3 separate regions of the Homo sapiens genome follow, and regions 1 and 3 are each linked to region 2. Evidence: chromatin contacts called from ENCODE Hi-C or POLR2A ChIA-PET data. All regions are on one chromosome and are shown on one strand. The core of a region is the stretch at or near the end of the contact, and the rest is flanking DNA. Distances in the headings are between cores, read along the strand shown.

What was found. A loop is a pair of places that touch in the nucleus more often than their neighbours do. ChIA-PET counts read pairs that join two places held with the same protein, here RNA polymerase II (POLR2A). Pooled maps may share reads with other maps.
Region 1: a pooled map shows a loop between it and region 2 (2.2-fold over the local background). The contact joins two enhancer-like sites. A Hi-C loop is called at or near these places in 5 of 168 maps with a recorded cell type or tissue (Caco-2, dorsolateral prefrontal cortex, endothelial cell of umbilical vein and 2 more), 1 of 37 single-sample maps with no recorded cell type and 5 of 50 pooled maps. POLR2A ChIA-PET finds 5 or more read pairs at or near these places in 9 of 52 experiments (A673, AG04450, GM12878 and 5 more).
Region 3: a loop to region 2 is called in a pooled map, with 2.1 times the contacts of the local background. The contact joins two enhancer-like sites. A Hi-C loop is called at or near these places in 1 of 168 maps with a recorded cell type or tissue (lower leg skin) and 2 of 50 pooled maps. POLR2A ChIA-PET finds 5 or more read pairs at or near these places in 2 of 52 experiments (activated B cell and activated CD4-positive, alpha-beta T cell).

The regions. Positions count from the first base shown.
Region 1 is chr15:57,131,259-57,134,875 of GRCh38, forward strand. All of the region lies in intron 5 of TCF12 (transcription factor 12), which reads left to right. Among named protein-coding and RNA genes, the nearest start is that of SNORD13D, 150 kb to the right of the region's middle. RefSeq lists enhancers at 1,788-2,502, 2,572-3,496. Within about 2 kb of position 2,278, at least 3 of the 41 ENCODE cell types and tissues checked have a DNase peak (open chromatin) inside an H3K27ac peak, as active enhancers do.
Region 2 is chr15:57,098,240-57,102,020 of GRCh38, forward strand. All of the region lies in intron 5 of TCF12 (transcription factor 12), which reads left to right. Among named protein-coding and RNA genes, the nearest start is that of SNORD13D, 180 kb to the right of the region's middle. Within about 2 kb of position 1,957, at least 3 of the 41 ENCODE cell types and tissues checked have a DNase peak (open chromatin) inside an H3K27ac peak, as active enhancers do.
Region 3 is chr15:57,151,760-57,155,491 of GRCh38, forward strand. All of the region lies in intron 5 of TCF12 (transcription factor 12), which reads left to right. Among named protein-coding and RNA genes, the nearest start is that of SNORD13D, 130 kb to the right of the region's middle. Within about 2 kb of position 1,657, at least 3 of the 41 ENCODE cell types and tissues checked have a DNase peak (open chromatin) inside an H3K27ac peak, as active enhancers do.

The sequences.
Region 1 (3,617 bases), core at 1,028-3,527, 33 kb after region 2:
CTGCTCTTTATGTTTTTTCCATTTCTGGTGAATGGGTGTAATCTGCATTATTTTGAGCTTTAACCGAGCTATTGCATGGAAAGCTCAACCTATGTGTTAGTTACTTCAGAAAATTGTTTGGAGAGGTTTTATGATCTTTTTATTATGTTGTTTGGGGGATGGGTGGGTAACATTGTACCATTTTTCAAATGGTGGTGTTACTCTGTTTAGAAAGCAAGCAAATTTTAAGTCCAATATTACTGTTTTTACTTACTAATGCTTCTGTAAACCAAAGGAATGGTTGTCTTTGTATCCTCATAAAAGCAATCACTCATCATCAATTTTAAATGACCACTTATAACAATAAGTATATCTCATTATGCTTTTCCTGCTGTACTTTTGGAACTGGCACATTTGATCTCTGTTCATCCCTACATGATACTCTGAAGATGACTAGACAGAGCCTTTAAAGTTATGTCAGGCCACAAAGGGAGATTATAAATGAGGAGAAACTTCAAGGTCCTCTCTAATCGTTCTACAGATTAATAAATTGAACTCATTGTTATAATTTCATCTGATAAAGGCTAAACAACAAATAGTAAGAACCTGAAGTAGAATCTGAGTCTTCTGATTTGGGTCTGATGTCTTCTTCTAGTCTAAGATTTGGAAAAGAAGTTAGGTATGCATTTTAAAGTGAATGGTGTATAATAAACCACCAGTGAGTTTATCTTGTCAGCTTTCTCTTTGTGGAATCATGATATCGTCCAGCCTGGCATGGTGGCATGTACCTGTAGTCCCAGCTACTTGGGAGGCTGAGGTGGGAGAATCACCTGAGCCCGGGAATTCCAGGTAGTAGTGAGCTAAAATTGTGCCACTACACTCCGGTTTGGGTGACAGAGCAAGCCCCCTCACTAAAACAAACAAAACAGTGTATAATAATAATAATATCTTATTTTGACTAATCACTAGATTTCTTTCCCAAAGGGAATCTCTGTTGTAGTGGGCGTATTTTCATCAAATGTGTACATTTTTTTCTTTTAGACTGTAGAATATGTAATCACTATTAGCCTTTTGTGCAAAGTGTAGTATTTATATCTACAAGTAAATACTTATGTATCCAGCATCCTAATCTGAAATGTGAAATAATTAGATTTTCTATATGTTGTTTTTGAGAGAGATCAAATAAACATATTGGCAGCAAAAATTAATCACCCAAGTCAACTTTCAGGGTTGTCAAAGGGTCAATTCAGATTCAGCTACGTGTGTTACACTGGTTTCCACATGATTTCTGGCTCTGATGATTGATGTTCCTAATGGAATCTAAGGACCTTTAAGGTGCCGAATTGCCCTCTGAATTATCAAAGAAATCTACTGGTTAAACACGTGTGTGCCCATTCTTGTCCCACCAAGGATTTGAGTTTGCTGGTTTGCTTTTTTTAAGAATGAAACCTATTTTTCCTGATTTTTCTTTTTAAATTGTGTCATCTGTACATGGCATATAGTCAATCAGTTATTCATAATACTAAGTTATCCAAGATATCCCTGCCTACATCCTCTCTGAGTAAAAGGAGCTGACAAGAGCTCTGTGGATGCTACCTAACAGATCATGGAGCTCTGCCTATGTCTAATTATAGCAATGTTTGCTGAAAATTGTTCTATTTATCTTCTCTTGTAATTATGCACTATACAGAGTCACCCCTCACACACCAGGAGAATGTGAGGAAAACAAAGCCAGTGACTCTACATTTAAATTTTTTTCATGGTCACCTAATTTTTATTTGCAATTCAGTTTTAGCTAGGTTATTTTAGAAGGATGCAAAGCCTTTTTATCCTTCATACAAGATTACCAACTACCATTTTTACTTTCATCCTCCTTTGTTTCATACTATTGTTTAACAGTTGTTTTGTGTAGGATACAAGCCTTGCATGCCAACTTTGATGTGGCAGAATGAATCATGTTACCATTGATCTGAGCCTGAACAGAATAGCCATCTTCAAATAGGAAGAAGTTTCTAGCTTCAGGTTGTTTTAGCACTGCGTGCCTTGCTTAGCCTGCCGTGTAAAGTCAGTTGCCTCACTCGAAACAACCCTGTATTAATATGCACAACATGACCATTTTCAGTAGAAGGTTATTAGAATGCTAGTTTGTATCCTCTAGTGAATGAAATGATGTGTGATTATGAAGTCATCAGGCATGGACCAGTAAGACTCCAGAGAGCCTGCCCCCTCCGAGGTCCTCAGGGTGCCATTGATTGGTGGCCATGTGTTTGTGCCCGATAGACTGTGAAATGGTGTGTTGCTACACGGCTGTGTTGCACCTGCGCCCCACCGAGGTGATTGATTGGTTTGGTCATGTGGAATGTTCCCATCTGGTCTGCAGTAATGTGTTTTTTTTTTTTTTTCCCATCTGTGAATAGCAAGTGCTGGCTGAATAGTTACAGCAAACAGTTTCAGAAGCTAAATAATCCTTTTCCTCTAAGAACAAATTGGGATATGAAGGAGTTTGTTTTTGCTTACCTTGCCTTTTGTAAAGGTAGTCATTCTCCATCAGGTTCCTACTCCTTCTGTCTAGGATGTTATGTGCTTTTCTCTTTTTACCTATTTTTACCTCCTCTTCATAATAGATTACGCTTTCTGTATTTCTAATTTGTGCAAGTTTAAAGCAAAATCTGTTCTTTTTTGCTGTTTGTTGTTTTGATATGCCACTTGAAGTGATTTGCAATTTTTTAAAAGATAGTTTCTGTGATCATAATTGGATTATCAGAGTACTGATGTATTTTTAAGCTTTCACTTAACCTCACAAGAGTGGTGGTTTATTTATTGAAAACTACTGATGTTGCAGTTTAAATGTCAAGAAATTATTTATTAGGTTCTTTTTTTAAAAGATTCTATAGTTATATTGGGCGGTCTTGTTTGATATTTCTTAATCTTAGTCCTTTTTCATAATTGATCTATTCATTCCACCTAATGACTAATTACATATCAGAGCACATCATCAACCACATTCATCATAGTAGAATGTAATAATCAATGACATTTCAACAAAGGAAAAAATAAATATGCAAATAAGGCCTCATTAACATTTGCATGAGTTGTTTGAATAATCACGTTGCTGACAAGGCTGTAATTAACAGAAATTGATGCTGAGTTCAGTATTTGATAGTGTGTTTTCTCAGCATTTTATTGTTGTCACTGCGGGGGCTGAAATGAAGTTCTGCTCTACTTGTACCTTGACTGGAATTTGATGTGCAGGGCTGTGCCAGGTACGAAAGGCTTCTGGGAGCCCTTGATTCATCTGTGACCTACACTTAATGCATATAAAGATTCTTTATTTAAATTGCCTTATTTTTTTAATGAAGCACCATTAGATTTTAGCAATTATGAGACAACTGTAGAAAGAAAACAAACATGAAAATTCAAATCATTCATTATTTTGCCAGAAATGGCTTATATGAATCAGATACAATTAAGACTTCAAGATTTAAATTTGCTCATACCATGGAAAACTGATGCCATTAATTTTTTTTTTCCTCTCTCTTAAATCTTGCCCAGTGGATCACTGTCAAGAGGTTGGAGCTTACTGTAATTGAAAATCACTTGCTTAGGGAAAAAAATCTAATTATAAAATGTACAGTTTG
Region 2 (3,781 bases), core at 707-3,206:
CTTGATTCTGACTAGCTCACAGTCCCTTTCCACTACGTTGCTTTTTTCCTCTTTTTAACTTCTTGTGTTCAACCATTTGTTTCATCTGCTGCCTTTTTCTACATTATAGCTCTGCTGTCTTGTTCTTTCTTTCACTATTGCTCAACTCTCATTAACCAGTCTGAGTTGTTGAGTACCTTCCTCCATCTTTTTTATGTATTCATTCCTCCATTTTTTTCTGCCCTTTACCATGCCCTTTTTCTGCCTTTTACAGAGGAAAGTACTGTATGGTAGAATATTAAAGTGAATAATATTCAGTCTATCTTTATAGACTATTATTTTAGTGTGATAGAGGGATAAGAATTTCAACAATTAATATACGTGGCAGAATGTCAGTGATACGAATAAATTCTTACAGACATTCAGAAGAGATTACATTCAGGCACAACCAGAGGTGATCAGGAAAAGTTTTATTGTGGGTCACATTTATTCCAGTCAGCACTCTTTTTGTTATAAGTGACAGAACCTAACTTAAACCGGGTGAAACAAAAAGTGGTGTTTATTAACCCATTTATCTAAGAAGGCTAGGAATAGATTGATTTGGAGCATGGGGGACCTAGGGGTTTAAACAATATCATCAGCCCTCCCTCTTTCACCTTGCAAATGTTTCGTTGAAAGAATAAGAACTGGAGAGGCAAATTGGGCCAAGGAGAGTGGATGTGAGAAGTGGGAAAATTTAGGAGTACAGTGTTCTGGTCTCTCCTTCTCTAGCTCCCTCACTCCAGTATTTCCAGATTGCTCTAAATTGTTCTTCATGGTTGCTATATTGTAAGGTACCTTATTCCTTAGTGGTATGGAATGTTTTTAATCAGTGGACATGTGCATTTAATTTATAACATCCTGTTCCTGGCAGTATCGTCTTTTTCCATGCCCCTGCCCTGCCTCTACAGCCTAAAAAGCAGTTCTCTTTCTATGGTTAGAATGAATTTTGATAGCCATTCTCTGAAGCTGTTTCTGTGAGCCAGAGATGACCTGAAGGCTTCTTTTCTACCCAGTCTGAGAGAGACCGAAGTAATACTAACGCCTTAGTTTGAAAGAGGTTCCACACTTTCCAGAGTACTCCTGTATGGACTCAGATCCCTCTTATCTATGGGTAATCCGTCCTAGAATGAATTACTTGAAAGAGTAACCAGGATTTCAGAAAATATAGGGAAAAAATATATTTCATTTGAATTTTAAAAAAATATTTCAAAAATTAAAATTAAAATAAGAATATAATATTAAAAAGTGAACTATATATTATTCACTAGGTCTTAGAGTAAACAAAGAATTAGTTGTTGATTTTTTTAGCGTATTCTTCTCAGAAAATTTATATGGTAATACTATATATCCTGTATTTCACATTTGAATCTTGTTGATTTAGCCTACTATTTCTAACTCAGGTCGTAATCCATTAGTGACTTTATATTTGATTAAATGGCTCTTTAACACCTTTTTCAGGACCTCATGAAGTCTTCAGTCTTTTGCATGGTATTCAACTTATAGTAGATTTGTTTTGTTTATATATTATGGGATATTCAACAGAAGATTGATCAAAGCAATCAACTGTGGCTTGAGACAACCGTACTATCTGTAGAGGATATTTCAGAGTTTTTTTTTTTTTAAGTTATCTGGTCTAATGGATTTTTTGGTGAGCTCACAACATTGGCTTAACTATGCATCCTTGCAAACTCTAGGGACTTAAATCAAGTGGACCACCTTTACTTTTACTTGTTTATCCAGTGCATTTCCTCATTGTCACTTGGGTGTGCATTGTCTATGATCAGTAGTTATCTTTATGGATCCTTATTGTTTTATAGTGGGCCAGTTGCATAGATCTGATAAATGGTTCTTCTTTGAATCTTCCCATTGTTTGTGTCTAGTTCTAACCAAGTGAACATGAACTCCTAACCAGAGATGTTCTGAGTTCTGCCTGTAGGGAGGTGGATGACAGGGGCCGTGGCTACTTGGTTGCTAGAGAACAAGAGAAAGATTGCTTTTAAGGAGCTTTTGTAGCTTTACAGTTCTGCTATATGCGTAGAATTTCAGAAGCACACCATAGCACGCAGTTGAGAATTTGGGACACTGTTTTGATTTAAGAAAAGTCCTAGAGCAGCATTAACAGATCTTGCCTCCTATGTGGTAACATTTCGGATTCACTTCCTCTTTTTTTTTTTTTTTTTTTAGTAGAGATGAGGTCTTGCTGTGTTGGCCAGATTGGTCTTGAACTCCTAGGTTTAAGTGATCTTCCTGTCTTGGTCTTCCAAAGTGCTGGGATTATAGACATGAGCCACTTTATCTAGCCCAGACTAACTTCTTATAGTAAAGATGCTGCCTTCATCATTTAATAAAGGCTTTCAGAATGTTTTATTTAAAATAAATGGTTTCATATTAAAATTCTCATAGATGTTTGAACTGGATAAATAATATGTTATAAAGAATAGAAGTAGGGGGAGGTATTCCTGGTACTTACTCCCCATACCCTGAAAACTCTAGGGCCTCTTTCAAAGTGAAGAATTAGCAGTAGCTTGATTAGTGGTCATGGTATTTATGTAAGTTTTAATTAGCCATCAAAATAATTTTTTAAAAAAATTTGAAAGCATATACTGAATTGCTTTGGTTTAAATTGTACAAGTATTACTATTGTCTGAAGGTTTCCATTACATTCTGGTCTTTAGTTATATAGGTTTTTTTACTACATTGCTGTAGTTGAATAAGCCTCACATTTTATGTGAGGCCCCATAAAACAATTGATTATTTTGAGTGTCAATTCACCATTTTTGTAATCTCCTTATTTCCACATCTCAGCTTCTTTTTCTTCTTGGAAAATTCAGCCTTTGCCTTTCATAATTCATGGTTTTTGTGACTTCCAGTTTGGTATTTGTTGTTTTTATTTGTGATTTTAGATTTTAGGGAGGCTTTTTTTGGTGGTGGTGGTTTTTGTTTTTTGTTTTGTTTTGTTTTTTGAGACAGAATCTTGCTCTGTTGCCCAGACTGGAGTGCAGTAACACATCTATGGCTTACTGCAGCCCCAACTTCCCAGGCTCCAGTGATCCTCCCACTCAGCCTCCCAAGTAGCTAGGACTACAGGTGTGTGCCACCACACCCAACTAATTTTTAAAAAATTATTCTTTGTAGAGACACAGTCTTGTTGCGCTGCCCAGGCTGGTCCGAACTCTTAGGTTCAAGCGATCCTCCAGGCTTGGCCTCTCAAAGTGCTACGATTACAAGCGTGAGCCACCATGCCTGGCCCCTGATTTTAGGTTTCTGTGAACACTAGAACTTGCCATTCTGCCTGTATTTCAGGACTTTCTGATACGTACGCATGTGCACGCGTGCGTGCACACACACACGTGCATATGCACCCACACACATATATATATGGTTCTGAGTTTTTAAATCTTTATCTTGAAAAATGTTTCTTTGGGTATTTCCATATACATGATATGTTTTGGTGGTTCCACAGTCATTCTTGTGTTACGTATTTGTTTTTTAGTTTGAGTATACCTCTGGAGGATTATCACACTTTCAAAGTTCCATGAAATTTCTAGGGAGTGACAATTAAATGGGAGTACATTACTAGTCCACTTCACAGCAAATTAAATCGATTAGTTAATGTATAGTTAATTGTAAATTTTATTAGTTTCTCTTACATACTTTTCCACACTTGTCCCTGGTATTAGGGATTAGCAAACTACACACAAAGAGCCAGATAGTAAATAGTCTAAGGTCTGTGGTCCAGCATACCAATATCAATGATAAT
Region 3 (3,732 bases), core at 407-2,906, 53 kb after region 2:
ACTCTGTCTCAAAAAAAAAAAAAGCCTGATAAACTACAAACTTTTAACTTTTTTGAACCCTTCAAAGAGGCCCAAGCACACAGTTTCTGTAAGTACTGAGGCTGAACTAAAACAGCAGAGAACTACCTCCGTCACAAGCCTAAGGAGTACTAAGCAATAGCAGTCTGCCACTGGGGCAGGGGCAAAAGCTTGAGGACAGACCCACTCTCAAGCACAGGTTTATAGCATCTGTTATAAGCTGAGGATGAAATACTAACAGAAAAGTTTTACAGCACCCCAGCCACGTGCTAAACACTAGGCACAACAGGTGATCACTAGAGGGAGTGGAAGCCTCTGGTAAACTCAGAGTCATCACAGCAACAGTCACACCAAGCTAAACTCCTAACTGATTGTCTGAATTTCTCACTCTAAAGTCCTTATATGGAAAGAGGCATACCCACTTCCAGGCCTAAATATACTACTGTTCTACCCACAGTATCCTGCATCCATCAAAATTATAAGTCACACACATAAGCAAGAGAAAAACAAAACAAATACTTTCAAGAGGCAAAACAGTTAACAAAACAAGACTCAGAGGTGGCCCTGTTATTGGAACTATCGAGGCAAAACAGTTAACAAAACAAGGCTCAGAGGTGGCCCTGTTATTGGAACTATCAGACAAAGATTTGAAAATAGCTCTGGCTAAGATATTGAAAGGATCTAGTGGGAAACATAGCATGCATGAATTAATGGGGAATTTAGCTGATAGATGGAAATAATGAGTCAAGTTGAAATGGTAGTAATAAAAAAAAAAACAGAGGTAAATAATTCCTTTGTGGTCATCAGTAGACAACCCAGTTGCTGAAGAAATGGGTGAACTTGAATATAGGCCAGTATAAATTATCCAAACTAAAACACAAAGAGAAAAAAAATGAAAAAAGATCAGAGCTGCAGGACAGTATCAGTCTAATATGTGTATGCTTAAAGTTTCAGAATGAGAGGGATAAATAATAATGCAGAAGAAATATTTGAAGAGATAATGGCCAAGAATTTCCCAAAAGCAATGAAAGACATCAAACCATAGATGCAAGACTTAAGAAACAACAAGAACTCCCCTCCACACACACACACACACCACACATATTCCCTTAGACATATTTAAAGTGCTGAAAACCAAAGATGAGAAAATCTTGAAGACAACCAGAGGCAGAAAAAAAAACACATCATGTATAGAACAACAAAGATAAACTACAGCAGACTTCTCTTCAGAAACTTTGCAGGCAAGATGATAGTGATATCTCTAATGTATTACAATTTTTAAAACTGTGTCAACCCGGAATTATTTATCTGTTGAAAATATTTTCTTAAAAAAGAGGATAAAGACTTCTAGATATATGAAAATCTGAGAAAATCCATTCCCAGCAGACTACAATAACTGCTGGAGTAAGTTCTTCAAGCAGGGGGAATGTCACTCCAGACAGAAACTTGGATCTGCACCAAGACTCCGCAAACTTTTTTCATAGAGAGCCAGATATTACATATTTTAGGCTTTGTGGGTCAGACAGTTTCTGTCACAACTACTCAACTCTGCCATTGTAGCACAAAAGCAACTATGAACAGTACATAAACAAGTGAGCATGGCTGTTTTCCAGTAAAACTTTATTTACAAAAACAGGAAGCAGGCCATGAGTCATAGTGTGCCAACCCATGATCTATACAAAGAAATGAGAGCTCCAGAAATGGTAATAATGAAAGTAAATATAAAAGACATACGTTTCATCCTTTTAAATTACACTGTGAAATAACTGTCTAAAGCAAAATTAGTACATTATATTGTCGGTTTTATAAAATATGTAACAGTAATCTAAAAGATGGGAGGAAGGATTTAACATCTGTTAAAGATGTATATTGTAAACTGAGGGCAATCGCTAAGAAATTAAAAAGAAATGTAACTTATCTACCAATAGTGGCTATTAAATGGAATGCTCAATCTAAAAGCAGGCTGAGAGCTGGGCATAGTGGCTCATACCTGTAATCCCAACACTTGGGGAGGTGGGAGGATTGCTTGAGGGCAGGAGTTCCAGACCAGCTGGGGCAACATAGCAAGACTCTGTCTCTCCAAAAAAAAAACCAGGTATAGTCTTAGCTACTTGGGCAGCTGACATGGGAGGATCTCAGCCCAAGAGTTCAAGGTTGCAGTGAGCTGTGATCACGCCATTGCATTCCACCCTGGGTGACAGAAGAAGACCCTGTGTCTTTAAAAAAAAAAAAAGAAAAGAAAAAAGAAGTTTGAGAAAGATAAAAGAACAAACAACAAATGAGATAAATAGTAGACGTGTAAGAAAATGGCAGACTTAAATCCAGCCATATCAGTAATATAATGCAAATTTTCAAAATGAAACAGAGATACCAAGAGATAGAGGAAGCAAGCATTTGGCTTTTTTCATTCTCTGTTTTCCAGTGGTTTTTGCACATAATTTTAAGAATAGGGTCTTCGCTAGATGAAAACATTTAAATAGTGAACTACTTAACATCTGTTTACACACTGCTAACCCTGGCGCTCCTTTTTACTGAATAAAAATGGTTTGCCCTTCTTTCCCCCGTGAGCTTCAAACAACAACCAAGCTATCTTGGTTGTTACTAAAGTTACTAAACTTGGGACCATCAGACCCAAGGTGCTCCCCTAAAACCACTTTGCCCAAACCTTAGGGAACAAGGAATAGGCAGGCTAAAGATTATATTCAAACATATCTACCCTTTTTCCTCTATGTTACAAAATCTAAAACTCTGTTGAAATTCATTTTAGACTGTTCTTTTATGTTTCGACTTCTCAGCTCTCTCTACCACCTTTTCTGGATCTTGCATACTTTCTTTGGTGAATCTTTGTTTTTTTCAGTTGTGAACAGATTATGGCTATGTATACAAAGAGATCCAGTTACCCATTCATTAATGCTAAGAAGAGTGACGCCGTTAAATTTTAATGAAATGAAAGGCATAAAGAATTTTAAAACCTCTGAAAGTATCCAAAAGTTTCCTTTAAATTCTTTGCCTAGAATCTAATTTTTTTCTCTTCTAATTAAGACTTTGTCCTTAAGCATGAATATTTAAGATATATATAGTCAATATAGTATTGTATAATATAGTCAAATGTATTTTCTAGTCAGTACATTTCAGTTCAAAAATAATAACTAAAATTTAATTACCCCTTGTTTGTCACTGTTCCACGCACTTAAGATGTTAATACATTTTATCCTCACAAAAAACCCAGTGAGGTAGAACTATTTTTATCCTTGTTTCACAGATGAGGCAACTAAGGGACAGAGCTGTTAGATAATAAGCAACAAAGTGGGAATTTAAACCTGGTTAGTCTACATCTAGAGTCTTCGTTCATTACCATTACCCCATGCCTTCTCTCTAATTTACTGTTACAGAATGTTGGGATTTTTTTCTTTTCTTCCTTCCTTCATTTTTTCCTTCCATCCTTCATTCCTCATTCCTCCATTCAGCAAATATTCTATTCTGACACACTGTGACCTGAATTTACTTGTGTATCCAGTTATAATGAGTTAATATGTAAGATTTTTATTTTGAGTTATGCCTTACTCACAAATCAACTTTGGATTATGACCCATCAAGAAGTTGAGACTGGCCTTTACCTATTTTCAAACTCAAACATAGGATGGCAGTAAATTGCAATACTGGAGACAGCTCAATGAAAATTGAACATGTCATATTTTGTCCTCATGTAGCAAG